Linked DNA regions of Homo sapiens: regions 2 and 3 are each linked to region 1. A link is a contact called in ENCODE Hi-C or POLR2A ChIA-PET data. All regions are on one chromosome and are shown on one strand. The core of a region is the stretch at or near the end of the contact, and the rest is flanking DNA. Distances in the headings are between cores, read along the strand shown. Region 1 overlaps EMILIN2 (elastin microfibril interfacer 2). Region 2 has its middle 25 kb from the start of LPIN2. Region 3 overlaps MYOM1 (myomesin 1).

Evidence for each region. Hi-C counts contacts between places; a loop is a spot of excess contacts on that map. ChIA-PET counts read pairs that join two places held with the same protein, here RNA polymerase II (POLR2A). Pooled maps may share reads with other maps.
Region 2: a loop to region 1 is called in a pooled map, with 2.6 times the contacts of the local background. The contact joins two enhancer-like sites. A Hi-C loop is called at or near these places in 1 of 50 pooled maps. POLR2A ChIA-PET finds 5 or more read pairs at or near these places in 3 of 52 experiments (HEK293, K562 and T-cell).
Region 3: a pooled map shows a loop between it and region 1 (2.6-fold over the local background). The contact joins two enhancer-like sites. A Hi-C loop is called at or near these places in 5 of 50 pooled maps. POLR2A ChIA-PET finds 5 or more read pairs at or near these places in 3 of 52 experiments (WTC11 and activated CD4-positive, alpha-beta T cell).

The regions. Positions count from the first base shown.
Region 1 is chr18:2,902,925-2,907,425 of GRCh38, forward strand. EMILIN2 (elastin microfibril interfacer 2) reads left to right here. Exons shown (of 8, transcript NM_032048.3): 5 at 3,859-4,161. Among named protein-coding and RNA genes, the nearest start is that of EMILIN2, 58 kb to the left of the region's middle. RefSeq lists a silencer at 3,361-4,220. Within about 2 kb of position 3,252, at least 29 of the 41 ENCODE cell types and tissues checked have a DNase peak (open chromatin) inside an H3K27ac peak, as active enhancers do.
Region 2 is chr18:3,036,200-3,040,807 of GRCh38, forward strand. No RefSeq gene overlaps it. Among named protein-coding and RNA genes, the nearest start is that of LPIN2, 25 kb to the left of the region's middle. RefSeq lists a silencer at 2,792-3,086. Within about 2 kb of position 1,317, at least 14 of the 41 ENCODE cell types and tissues checked have a DNase peak (open chromatin) inside an H3K27ac peak, as active enhancers do.
Region 3 is chr18:3,128,001-3,132,359 of GRCh38, forward strand. It overlaps MYOM1 (myomesin 1), which reads right to left. Exons shown (of 38, transcript NM_003803.4): 17 at 3,375-3,496; 18 at 1,232-1,519. Among named protein-coding and RNA genes, the nearest start is that of MYOM1, 90 kb to the right of the region's middle. Within about 2 kb of position 1,476, at least 2 of the 41 ENCODE cell types and tissues checked have a DNase peak (open chromatin) inside an H3K27ac peak, as active enhancers do.

The sequences.
Region 1 (4,501 bases), core at 2,002-4,501:
TGATTTGACGGGTTGGTGAGGACAGGGGAGAAAATAAGGGCCAGTTTGGGTGGCCTGTGCTTTGCCATTTTAAGATGCTTTGCTGACTAACTTATCGAGGGTTGAAGGACAGAGGAAAATTCTGTTTTCCCCTGAGTTTTAGATAGAGAGACATACGCTTGGGCTAAAAGGAAGAAACTAGTGGGGAGGAAGGAAAGAGAGGTTGAGAAGAGAGAGGAGTGATGTCAGATGGAGCTGATCCAAGAAGAGGAGGGAGGGTGGGGCTGGGGCTCAGGCAGAGGCGTGTGCCCTGGGAGGCAGGCCAGCTTCTGAGCCAGGGAGACGGTGTCCAGAGAGGAGGAAAGAAAAGAAAGATGAGGAGTCAACTCAAGTGTGCTTGGATTAGAGGGGAAAGGGCAGAAACAGGCCGTCAGTGTCTTCTACAATTATATTTTATAAAAATAAGTAAAATAACACTAAGAAGCTCATAATGAAAACCAGCTCCCCTGTTCCCTTCCCCATCCTTCTTCCCACGCCCCAGAGGCAGCCACATGTAAATCTTCCAGCTGTTTCTTTTCTTTGGTACTTACCTCCGTATTTCTAAATTGATTTATCAGCTTTAGACATTGTATATTGACCCCCCCTTCCTCCCAATTCCCAACAGAGTTATCCTACAGTCAATATGCAACATCTATGCTATGCTGAGCTCAATAGCTCTCTAAGGTTGTGTTGCTTTCCTTTTTACTTTTCTCTTAATTGGTAGTAGTGTTGCTTATATCCTATGTATCTATTTTGGAGTCTTCCTACCCTTCAACAGCCTCTTAATACAATTTTCTACATCATAAAAAGTATCAGATCATTTGTCAGTTCCATTTTTTTTAAAAATTGACCTCCCTCCTGGAATTCTTGCTCTTTCTGATCTAACCTGGACTGGTTATTTTCTAGACTTTTGCAATAAGGCTTTCAATCTGAGCCTGCCTTCACTACTATCCTAGAAAAGTCTTTAGCCTCTCTCCCCTTTCTTTTACTCTCTGTTGCTTTTTCATGGTTTACTCCCTTGTTTCAGTAGTGCACATTTCCCAATACCTTTTTAAGAAAGGGTGCGTGAGAGATGGCATTTTATAATTTTTTAAATATTGCCTGTCTAAAAATATCTTTATTCTACTCTTGTAATTGATGGGTATTTTTGCTGGGTACAGATTTCAAGGTTGACAATTACATTCTAGCATTGTTTGATGACATTGTTCCCTTCTCTTCTAGTTTCCAATACTGTTGAGAAGCCTGGTGATGCCTTCCTGATTTGCAGTCACTTTTTATATTTTTTCCCTTGAAAGTTTGTAATATCTCCTTTTTATCTTCAGTGTTCTGAATGTGGCTTGGTTTATTCCTCTTATTCAGTAATTGTGCTGGCATCTTTCATTTTCTTCAGTTCTGGGAAGTTGTGTGTTTATTTGATAATTCTCTCCTTACCATCCCATTACCCCTACATACCAGTTTTTCTGATTTCTTTTTTTCTGGAAGGACTTCCTAGGTTGACCCTTTAATTTTCTTATGATTTCCTTCCTATTGATCATCATTTCGTCATCATGTTCTACCTTCTGAAAGATTTCCTTGATTTTTATCTACCAACCCTTTCATGGAAATCTCTGGTTTTGGCAAGTGCCTTTTTAATCAGCAAAGGCTCACCCTTATTCTCTGACTATCCCTTTTGTATAGCAATCAATTCTTGCATCTTGGATGCAGTATCTTCTACTTCTCTGAGGGTAGGATGTGTTTATTTTCTTGCACTGTGTCTGTCTCTTTAGAGTTCCTTTTCTTTAGTTGGTGTGGCTTGCTTTGGTCCCTGTCGTTCACACAGGCGGCTTTCCTCATATGTCAGGTGATTTTGACTTTGGTTCACATTTAATGGGGAGACACTAGATAGAGTTTCACGACTGTGGGCATCATAGGGTCAATTTGAAGAATCCTCCTATATCCAGCTAGAGGTATAAGCAAGTGGCTGGGAGCTTAGCAGAGGATGGGGACTGTGAGCCTCCTTATTCAGGGAGCAGACTTTCGCTTAGTGTTTTTAGACTGGTATCTTACTCCTATCTTCCACTGTAGCTGGTATCTGCATGTTTTTCAATCCCTCTGCCTCAGTTTCTCTGTCTAACCCAGCCTTTCTCAACCAGGGTTCTAAAGAGATGTAAATCCTGATGCCATTCTATTGTATGGCGTGAACTAACTTCTCTGTATCTAGAATGGAATTAGCTCTGTATCATCCTCAGGGAAAACTGAGAGAGTAATCACTCAAATTGTTTTCTCTTGGGCTTCTCTCATGGAACATTGGTCAGGAAAGGCTGTTGGAGAAACTGCCTCTCTCAGGGTGTTCTGGCAACCTGCCTCTGTGGGTGGGGCGGGGGGGGGGCATGTATTTGATCTGCCATATTTATCTTAGTTTTATTTTTTTAATTTTTAGTTGTTATGTGTACAGAGTAGATATATATATATATGGGGTACATGAGGTATTTTGATACAGGCATGCAGTGTATAATAATCGGGGTAATAGGGTATCTATTACCCAAAGCATGTGCCATTTCTTTACAGACATTCCAATTCTACTCTTTTATTTAAAAATGTGCAAAAGATAATTGCTGACTGCAGTCACCCTGTTGTGCTATCAGATACTAGATCTTATTAACTCTGTCTAACTATATTTTTGAACCCATCAACCACCTCCACTGCCCTTCTCCCCAGCTTAGTGAGGCTGGAGTGCAGCGGGCGATCTCGGCTCCCTGCAACCTCCACCTCCTGGGTTCAAGTGATTCTCCTGCCTCAGCCTCCCGAGTAGCTGGGATTACAGGTGCGCTCCACTACCCCGGGCTAATTTTTGTTTTTTTGTTTTTTTTTTTTGGATATTTGGAAGAGATGAGGTTTCGCCATCTTGGTCAGGCTGGTCTCGAATTTGGGGGCTCAAGTGATCCGGCCGCGTCGGCCTCCCAAAGTGCTGGGATTACGGGCGTGAGCCACCGCGCCCGGCCCGCTTAGGGAGTTTTAAAACAAAACTAGACGGCAGGTCGGGAGGCAGCCGCCGATTTTTGTCGGGTCCTAAACAAAAATCAAATGTGTTGCGCTTTGGAACTCTGGGCATCGTGGGCACCAGGCTGACGGGGGCGGCGGGGATGGCGTTTCTTGGCGAGCGGGTCCCTCAGCCAGGCCCGGGTATTGTCAGGCGTCCCGTGGACGGTCGGGAGGGGCTTCCTGGAGGGCTCGTTCCGGGAACGAGTTCAAAGGAGGAAAGGGCGGCAGCTTCCGGCGCCTTCCCCAGAGGGCCGGGAGACGCACGCCAGGAGCTTCCTCCGTTGGAAGTCCCTTCCGCTGGCGACGTGGGCGCTGTGGCCGCGGCCCTCGTGGAGCCTGAGCCCTCCTCACGGCCTCCGCGCAGCCCTGGGGCCCCCCGGCAGGGTCCCTCGGCAGCCCGCGGGAGAGGCCGTGGGGCCCCGGCAGGAGTGTGGTTCAGAGACGGTGCGGGGGTCGGTGGCCTCAGGTCCCTTTCAGTCACTTGCGACGCACCCGCGGTTTCCGCGTGCTGTGAAATCGGGAATTGTTGATGCCGGAGCCAAGAGTGAGGCCGGTTTGGAAAGTGCAGCCGTCTGCGCCGGAGAGGCTGGAAACGCCCCGGCCCCGGGCAGGGGTCCCCGGCGGCGTCCGGGTGGCCCGCGGCGTCCTCGGAAGATGCGGGCGGACGCCCGTGTGTCCCGCTGGCCTGACGTCGCAGGGGTGGCCGCAGAGTCCTCACGGGGACCCCGCTCGCCGGGACTCATGGAGGGGACCCTGACGGGGCAGTCAGGGCTGAGGTTTCCTAATCCCGTGTGTTTCTTTCTCCCCGACGCCCGGCAGAGGCGCCCTCGCCCCCGCCGCCCGCAGAGGCCCCGAAGGAGCCGCTGCAGCCCGAGCCCGCCCCGCCGAGGCCCAGCGGCCCCGCAACCGCAGAGGACCCTGGGCGACGGCCCGTCCTGCCCCAGCGGCCCCCCGAGGAGAGGCCGCCCCAGCCGCCAGGCTCCACCGGGGTCATCGCGGAGACGGGCCAGGCCGGGCCCCCCGCAGGCGCAGGCGTGTCTGGGCGGGGTCTGCCGCGGGGCGTGGACGGCCAGACCGGGAGCGGCACCGTCCCCGGCGCAGAAGGCTTCGCGGGCGCACCAGGTGAGGCCCGGGGCTGCGCGGGGAGGAGCGCGGGGCTCTCCCGGAACTTCCGCCTGAGCCTCGGGGTCTGCTGAGGGGCGTGGCGGTTCGGGGTCCAGCCTTCGGGGGGGCAAGTTCCGAAATGCAGCTTTGGAAGGATGCCGAGGCCCGAGGGACCGCTCATGCTAGTCCAGCACACGGAGGCCGGGGCACCTCAGGGACAGTGCAGTCGTCTGTACTTAGACATACTGAGTGGCCCCGCCGGTTGGAGTACGAGTGCCACACGGGCAGCTCATTGATTCCCAGCAGGAAGGATCTTGGAAGCCAGAAGGGTATTGGGAGCTTGGGTAGCAGCAAAGCA
Region 2 (4,608 bases), core at 67-2,566, 130 kb after region 1:
TTGAGACAGTCTCACTCCGTCACCCAACCTGGAGCACAGTGATGCAATGTTGGCTCACCGCAACCTCTACCTCCTGGGATCAAGGGATCCTCCCACCTCAGCCTGTGGAGTAGCTGAGACTACAGGCACGTAGTCCCACACCTGGCTAATTGTCGTATTTTTTGCAGAGATGGGGTTTTACCATGTTGCCCAGGCTTGTCTCAAACTCCTGAACTCAAGTGATCTGCCCACCTTGCCCTCCCTAAATGCTGGGATTACAGGTATGAGCACCATCATGCCTAGCCAATATTTGTTAATTCGTTAACCAAACCTCTAAAAGCTCAATGAAGTTTTAGTTCTAGCCTAAAATCTATGCTGGTAAAACAGGATAAATTGGTGGCTTATTGCTCACATGTCAGAAGGCTCCTTTGTTTTATAAAAAGATTCAAGGCAGATTTCAAAAAGAATTAAGCTTCACTTTCAAAAATTCCTTTTATGTTCAGATTTTCAGGAACATGGAAACGGTATTACAGGAAGTGATCTACATCTTATCGCTCCCACATGTGCAGCATTTAATATGTAAAGATTGCTAAAGATGCTATGTCTCCCAAACTGTGTGTACTTCTCATTAAATGTTTTTCTGTCTCCTTTCATTGGGAAAAGCCATAAAATGGCAAGGCAGGTGAATAAACAGCAGTGACAATTCTTTTTTTTTTTTTTTTTTGAGACGGAGTCTCGCTCTGTCGCCCAGGCTAGATAGAGTGCAGTGGTGCGATCTCGGCTCATTGCAAGCTCCGCCTTCCGGGTTCATGCCATTCTCCTGCCTCCGAGTAGCTGGGACTACAGGTGCCCGCCACCACGCCAGGCTAATTTTTTGTATTTTTAGTAGGGACGGGGTTTCACCGTGTTAGCCAGGATGGTCTCGATCTCCTGACCTCGTGATCCGCCCGCCTCGGCCTCCCAAAGTGCTGCGATTACAGGCATGAGCTACCACGCCTGGCCTGTTTTATTTTATAATTGTATGAAGAATAAAGTAAATTAATGTTTATAATAACATATGGTATAGAAATTCCTAGGAGCTGAACTAAAGCAAACTAAAAAACAAACAAACAAACAAACAAACAAACAAAAAACTTATAATGAGTATTTGTGAGTTAGGCATATTTTATCTTTTAGTATAAAATACAAATATAATTTTGTATGGATATCTCTAGTTAATTTTCATTCATTGATTACTCCTTACATCACTTAAGTCAGCAGGTTCATTTCCTTTTGAAATATGCTGATGCAGAAAATAGCAACTAACTGAGCCAGTTTTGTGACCAAAGATAGCTAGTCACAGTGGAGCTAGTTGGGAACAGAGCACAAAGCCCTGACTCACCGTGTAGCCTTTCCTCGTTGTGAAACCTTTCTCCTTCCTGTTTACATTTTCACTTCAGCCAACATATATTGCGTACCTAGAAGGGGGCTAAACATAGCACAAGGTAGAAACCAATAAGGCCTGGGCTGTTTGGCTTTCCCTCCCAGGACTCATATAGTAGGATCTTCCCTCTAACACAATAAAGGAATTTGGATTTTGTGCAGCTGCGAAAGGACAAATGCCCACTGCAGGGCTAAAACTCCAAGCAGAAGTTATCAAGTGGAGGCAAACATTTTGCTTCTTGGAAGTTGCTCTTTATTAGACTTTGGTGGTAAAGATATGTTAGTTCCAACTACAGATTAAGATGTTTATGGTCTCTTACAACCATATTGTTTAGCATTTCGTGTTTGGACTTTTTGCAAGTAACTTACAAAAGAAATTGATTTTTTTACACAATAGCAAAGAGGATTTGTTCGTTTATTTATTGAGATGGAATCATTCTGTCGTCCAGGCTGGAGTACAGTGGAGTGATCCCGCCTCACTGCAACCTCTGCCTCCTCAGTTCAAGCGATTCTCCTGCCTCAGCCTCCCAAGCAGCTGGAATTACGGGCACCCGCCACCACACTCGGCTAATTTTTGTATTTTTAGTAGAGACGAGGTTTCACCATGTTGGCCAGGCTGGTCTCAAACTCCTGACCTCAGGTGATCCGCCCGCCTCGGCCTCCTGAAGTGCTGGGATTACAGGCGTGAGCCAGTGTGCCCCGCCTGTTTATTTATTTATTTTTTGAGATAGGATCTCTTCGGCTGGGCGCGGGCTCACGCCTGTAATCCCAGCACTTTGGGGGGCCGAGGCGGGTGGATCACGAGGTCAGGAGATCGAGACCATCCTGGCTAACAGGGTGAAACCCCGTCTCTGCTAAAAATACAAAAAATTAGCCGGGCATCATGGCGGGCGCCTGTAGTCCCAGATGCTCGGGAGGCTGACGCAGGAGAATGACGTGAACCCGGGAGGCGGAGCTTGCAGTGAGCCGAGATCGCGTCACCGCACTCCAGCCTGGGCGACAGAGCGAGACTCCGTGTCAAAAAATAAAAAAGAGAGATAGGATCTCGCTCTGTCACCCAGGCTAGAGTGCACTGGGGTGATAATGGCTCTCTGCAGTCTTGACCTCCCAGGCTCAAGCGATCCTCCACCTCAGCCCGCCTCAGCCTCCTGAATAGTTGGGACTACAGGCGTACGCCACCATGCTTGGCTAATTTTTAATTTTTTTGTAGAGATGGAGGTCTCACTTTGTTGCCTAAGCTGGTCTCAAACTCCTGGGCTTAAGGGATCCTTTTGCCTTGGCCTCGCAAAGTGCTGGGATTACAGATGTGAGCCACTGCACTCGTCCAAGAGCATTTAAACATACATTAAATCATACTGCTACCCAAAAGATTTCTTCTAAGTATTCAAATTTTCCTAACCTCTAATCTCTGTGGCTTCTCTGAGTGTGGCTGTAATTCACTGGATAATAACAACAAACACATAGGCTTAATAAGTGCTTTACATGTATATTAACTCAATCCTCCCAACGACTGTAAGTGTTAGAGTTTATTATTATCTCCATGTTACAGATGAAAAACTAATGCCCTTGAGATCAACTACTTTGCTTAAGGCCACGCAGCTCAGAATGGCAATTGGACCCCAGTAGGCCCCAGAGCCTGTATCATCAGCCACCACAATATACAAGCCTAATTAGCTCACATGAGAAACTTTGCATAATGCCTTTGAAAAATTTAGTTTTTCCCTTACATTGTTTTCTGTTCTGATCTATTCACATGTTTAAGCCAGAAAAACAACGTTATCTCAATCATTAGGAATACAGAACTAGGAAACATTTAATATCTATTATGCAGTATAACCAAAAGAAATCTTGAAAAAAAACACAAGAGAGGTATCTTTTTTAGGCCTCAGAAGGACTTAGGGAAAGGGAAAATGTCCTTTCCCTTTCAATTATAAAGGTGATGTTTAATTTCTTGGGAGAGGGTAGTCTTGTCATTTTTTTTAGTCATTTTTTTAAATGCAGCTTCTCACCTTTTTTTTTTTTTCAGACGGAGTTTCACTCTTGTTGCCCAGGTTGGAGTGCAATGGCGTGACCTCGGCTCACTGCAACCTCCACCTCCCAGATTCAAGTGATTCTCCTGCCTCAGCCTCCCTAACAGCTGGGATTACAGGCATGCGCCACCACCCCTGGCTAATTTTCTATTTTTAGTAGAGACGGGGTTTCTCCATGTAGGTCAGGCTGGTCTCGAACTCCCGACCTCAGGTGATCCACCTGCCTCAGCCTCCCAAAGTGCTGGGATTACAGGCGTGAGCCACTGCGCCCGGCCCTTCTCATCTGTTTTTTACAGCTCACAATACTATAAAGAAACAAACTGACATTAAAAAATGAACATGAAAGGATCCACCCAATCTGAATTTAAAAGAAGACAAAAAACATAGGGTTTTTCAAAGGTAAACAGTAACCACATCACTCCTGAGCTTTTATTCCTGCATTATGTAAATCAGAAACTCTAGACAGTCTAATCAAGTCAAATTATGCTCATCACACCCGAAAGCAACCATTCTGAAGTATCTCATTTTTTCTTCTTGCTCTCAATTCTACCTGACATTCATTGTCTGGTGTTTCCTTCCATGTCTGTAAACTCTATTTCTGCACCTTTCCGTATAGTCTCCTTTTATTGCTTGTCATTACAGATGTTTTTCTTACTCTTAATCTTTCACTTAATTTCCCCCCAGGCCTTTGCTACTCAGTTCTTGCTTTATTGAATTTTAGTCATTCATGATGTATTGCATTTTCCCCTGGAGATTCTAGTTTGAGTCATTTGGAAAGATGCTCTTTCTTTAAAACTACCTATTGGGTACCATACTAGCTACTTGGGTGATGGAGTCATTTATACTCCAAACCGCAGCATCACAAAATATACCTCTATAACAAACCTACACAATCCTGCAGTAAAATTTGAAAAAAAGAAAAAAAAAAGTAGGATAGTCTGGAAAATTATCACTGATGAGCTGATTCTTGAATAGAAATATGAAATCATTCAAAATGTTTTAAATGTATCATTTAAAAAATAATTTTGGCTGGGCACAGTGGCTTGTACCTGTAATCCCAGCACTTTGGGAGGCTGAAGTGGGAGGATCGCTTGAGCCCAGGAGTTTGAGACCAGCTTGAGCAATATAGGTAGACCCTGTCTTTACAAAAAAATTAAAAATTAGCCAGGTGTGGTGG
Region 3 (4,359 bases), core at 226-2,725, 220 kb after region 1:
GGGGGTGAAGTGGTGGAAAGAAATACATCTAGATATGCAATAACATCGAAGAGAATTTTCTGAATGTTTATTTGGATTATAGGAGATAAAGAAACTATCTCATTCTTACCCAAAAAGAGTATCAGAAGAATGAAGGCTTTTAAAATAAAATACATTTATCTCTTCTCCACTTACCAACCTCCTTTATTCCTCACATTTTAAAAAAGCTTTCTCTCTCTCCCTCTATTTCAGAGCATTGTTGAATATGTGCTCTCAAATGAATATCTCCTCTCGAGTTGAGGGACAAAGAAAGGTGTCATAAAACAGAGGAGGTTATAGAAGTTGGGGTGGGGTTAGAAAAAAGAACTGGATGAGAGGCATTTAAAAATTTATCAGCACATGTGCTTCAGTTCATTGTTGTTTGATAGGAAAAACAATGTCTCCTAGGATATATTAGCCACAGGTACCAAATATCCTAATCAGATCATTCTTAGCCTACTGATAAATCATCTTAAATAAATCACTTCTGGGAATGAGGATCATATATCATACAATATAGCTATATGTGATTATAATTTTAACTTTTAAACTTTTCATGGTAACTCAAAGATATATTTATAGCTGTTTTTTTCTTTTCTTTTTTCATTTCAAAAAGTAGTAGGTAAGTAGCTATTTAGATTATTATTATTTTAGAAATTTTTAATCTTTTTATATACTTTTTTCACTTAAAGTATTTAATTTTCCAGTGTTGATTTTTCTTGCAAACTATTTAAATTAAATGTGAATAATCGCTTAATAATCTGAGGATGAGCAAGAAGGTAACAACTATGACCCTGGTACGATGTCACCTTCTTTGTGAGATCTTTCTCCTCTACATGTTCCAAACATGACTATTTCAAAGGACCTCACACAGGCTAGCAGTACCAAGTCCTGCTCTCACATCGAATTCTCTTAGCAAAATCAGGCCAGAGGTGTATCTGCCTGACAAACCAAGAAAGGCTCTATAACCAAATTACTTGAAACATTCTAGCATCATTAAGCACCCAAAATGATGTGTACAAGCCAAACCCATAGACAATTACTTTTCCAAGTCATCAGATGAAAGTACACATTTCAGATGGCTAGCTGAAAACACATACAATAAGAATGGACATTGATGAAAGCAAACATGGATGAAGGATGTGATGTAGACGATGAGAGGTGAGGACAGTGATGGAGACGGATGGAACAGCTTCCCTTTCTCAACTCTCACCTCTGTCTGTCTTCTTTTTCAGGGGGTCAGACTTACTTTTCCCCTGAGGAGCCGCTTTCTGTGGTGGCGGGGTAAGCTCTTCCTGAACTGTTTCACTTACTTTACTCACTTCTGTTTGGCCCAGGTTTTGAGAGCTACTGGGTAGTGAAGGTTTGTTAGGTTTGCTGCCAAGCAAAGCATCTTTCTGGAAGGTTGGCGGGGAGGCTTCATGCACGCGCCCCCTGGAGGCGGTTAGTCCACCAGGCTCATCGCTCAGTGCGGGACACACATCTGGAGACACTCCTCCCCCTACAGTTGCCAGACAACAACAGAAACGCATTGAGCCCGGACAGAGTATCAGCTGCTCTTATAGGATAGAACAAAGAGAAAAACATTAGGACCACAAGCAGAACAAAAACAGTCTTGGCTTAAAGAAAATCGCTCACATTTGCAAGAAATATGGAAAGACTACATTTCACACAATATACGCCAAGGAACATTTCACCTTCCCCGTATTCTGGAAAAAGAAGAAATGAGAACAAAGAAGCCAAAGATAGAATAGGAACCATTTCGATTTGCAGAACCCAAAGGGCTTTTAGTATATATAAGGAAAAGCAAATCTTAGACACAAATATTGAGAGATGTAAGCCCTATTATTCAACAGAATGAAAAAAGGACTATAAAGTGCACAAGAGACATCATATTAAAGATCCTAATTTTATAACACCTCGAATTATGTGCAGTACTACAATAGTAATGGTCTGTACCTCTCAACCTCAAAGAGACATGTTTAGAATGGTTCACATTATAAGGAATCTTCCTTCCTTCGTTTTCTTTCTTCTTTTTTTTTTTTTTGGAGTCTCACTCTGTCCCCCAGGCTGGAGTGCACTGGCGCAATCTCGGCTCACTGCAACCTCCACCTTCTGGGTTCAAACAATTCTCGTGCCTCAGCCTCCTAAGTAGCTGGGATTATAGGCATGCACCACCATACCCGGCTAATTTTTGTATTTTCAGTAGAGACAGGGTTTAGCCATGTAGGCCAGGTTGATCTCAAACTCCTGACCTCAAGTGATCCACCCGCCTTAGCCTCCCAAAGTGCTGGGATTACAGGCGTGAGCCACTGTGCCCGATCCCTATGTTATAAGGAATATGAAAAAGCTATATGAGATGCTAACTGAAGACAATCAATATTAAATCAGCTTTTTAAAAAACATGCGTTACTATATAATAAATTTTATTTTATTTATTTATTTATTTCAGACACAGGATCTTGCTTTGTTGTCCAGGGTGGAGTGCAGTGGTGAGATCATAGTTCACTGCAGCCTTGAACTCTTGGACTCAAGTGATCCACGTGCCTCAGCCTTCTGAATAGCTGGGACTACAGACATGCACCACCATGCCTGGCTAATTTTTTTTATTGTTATTTTTAGAAATGGGATTTCACTATGTTGCCCAAGTTGGTCTCAAACTCCTGGACTCAAGCAATCTGCCTGCCTCTCCCTCCCAAAGTGCTGGGATTACAGGTGTAAGCCCCCGTGCTCAGCCCACAAATATTATTTGTATTGTTTCTAACCACCTGGGTCCCTTTTCTACTTTATCCAAGATTGGGAGGTACATCACATACACACATATAATTACTTTATTACTGGTTTTATTCTGTTGGTTACTTTGCAAGCAAAGATGAAACATATGATTAAGCAATTACATGTGCCTTGCATGAATTTTAGAGGGGTTTATAAGAAGCATGTTAATGTTCTGTTAGCAAAAACAAGCCAGGCTCTGGCATAGACCAAATGGCTTTTAGGGACAAGATGATCTGTGTTATGGGTGATATACCACTTCATGGAATCGGAATGGCCCTTCACAGTCCCAGGATGAGCATGAAGTTAGAATGGAGTTTCACACAATGTGAAATATCTGAGGAAACTTGGGTTCGTGAAGATGAAAAGGCTATGGATGCACAGAATCTGGATAAGTGATGAAGGTCTGTAAAATGGCAGCTATGGAAGGTTAGACATCACCTAGAGTCAGAGAAAATGATCATCTAAGGATGCAATCATCCAGCAATATTGGAAGCTAAATAATTTCTGGAGAGGATGGTATCTTCCTTTCTAACATAGAAAAATCCATTTTTCCCCCATACAGTTATGCATAAGGAACTTACCAATAGCAGCTTTGACTTCAATAGCTTCTGAATCCTGGGAATATTCACTAAGTCCAGCTGCATTGACTGCTCTGACCCGGAAAATATAACTCTGACCAGTCACTAATCCATGACAAGTGAATCTAAAAGGAAAACAAGTTTTAAAAAATTTTCCTAGGAGGAAGATTAAGGAAGATGATTGTTAGCTTAATGGAGTGGATCTGGCTTTATGAAAACAATTCTTTTTTTTTTATTGTGATTTATTTTGAACAGAAATGGGGTCTTGCTGTGTTTCCCAGGCTAGTCTTGAACTCCTGGCCTCGAGCCATCCTCTCTCCCACCTCAGCCTCCTAAAGTGCTGGGATTACAGTTGTAAGCAGCATGCCCAGCTAATAATTCATTTTTTAAAGGAAGAAAAAGATGTAGAAAGATTCAGGTAATATATATACTTTAGACAAGAAGGTAACTAAGGCACTTTTCTAAACCCACTCTGTCAAAAAATGAGGAGCCCTGGTCTTCCCCAAATGCTCACCAGTAAAATAGGGATAATGATGCTTACATGATAATTTTCATGTAGAGGTTAGTTATAAAGTATATAAAGTACCTATATAGGGCCTGGCATATATGAGGTACTTAATAAATAATAATTAGTATTAAAATTATTAGTATTAATATTATTATATATATGTATATATAATAATAATATATACATATATAATAATATATATGAGTTATACTCTAAAATTATTATTATATATGTGTGTGTATATATATATATATATGAGTTATACTCTAAAATATATATATATATATTTTGAGACGGAGTCTCGCTCTGTTGCCCAGGCTGGAGTGCAGTAGTGCAATCTCAGCTCACTGCAACCTCCAACTCCCAGGTTCAAGCAATTCTCTGCCTCAGCCTCCTGAGTAGCTGGGACTACAGGCACCCACCACCACGCCTGGCTAATTTTTTTGTATTTTTACTAGAGATGGAGTTTCACCATCTTGG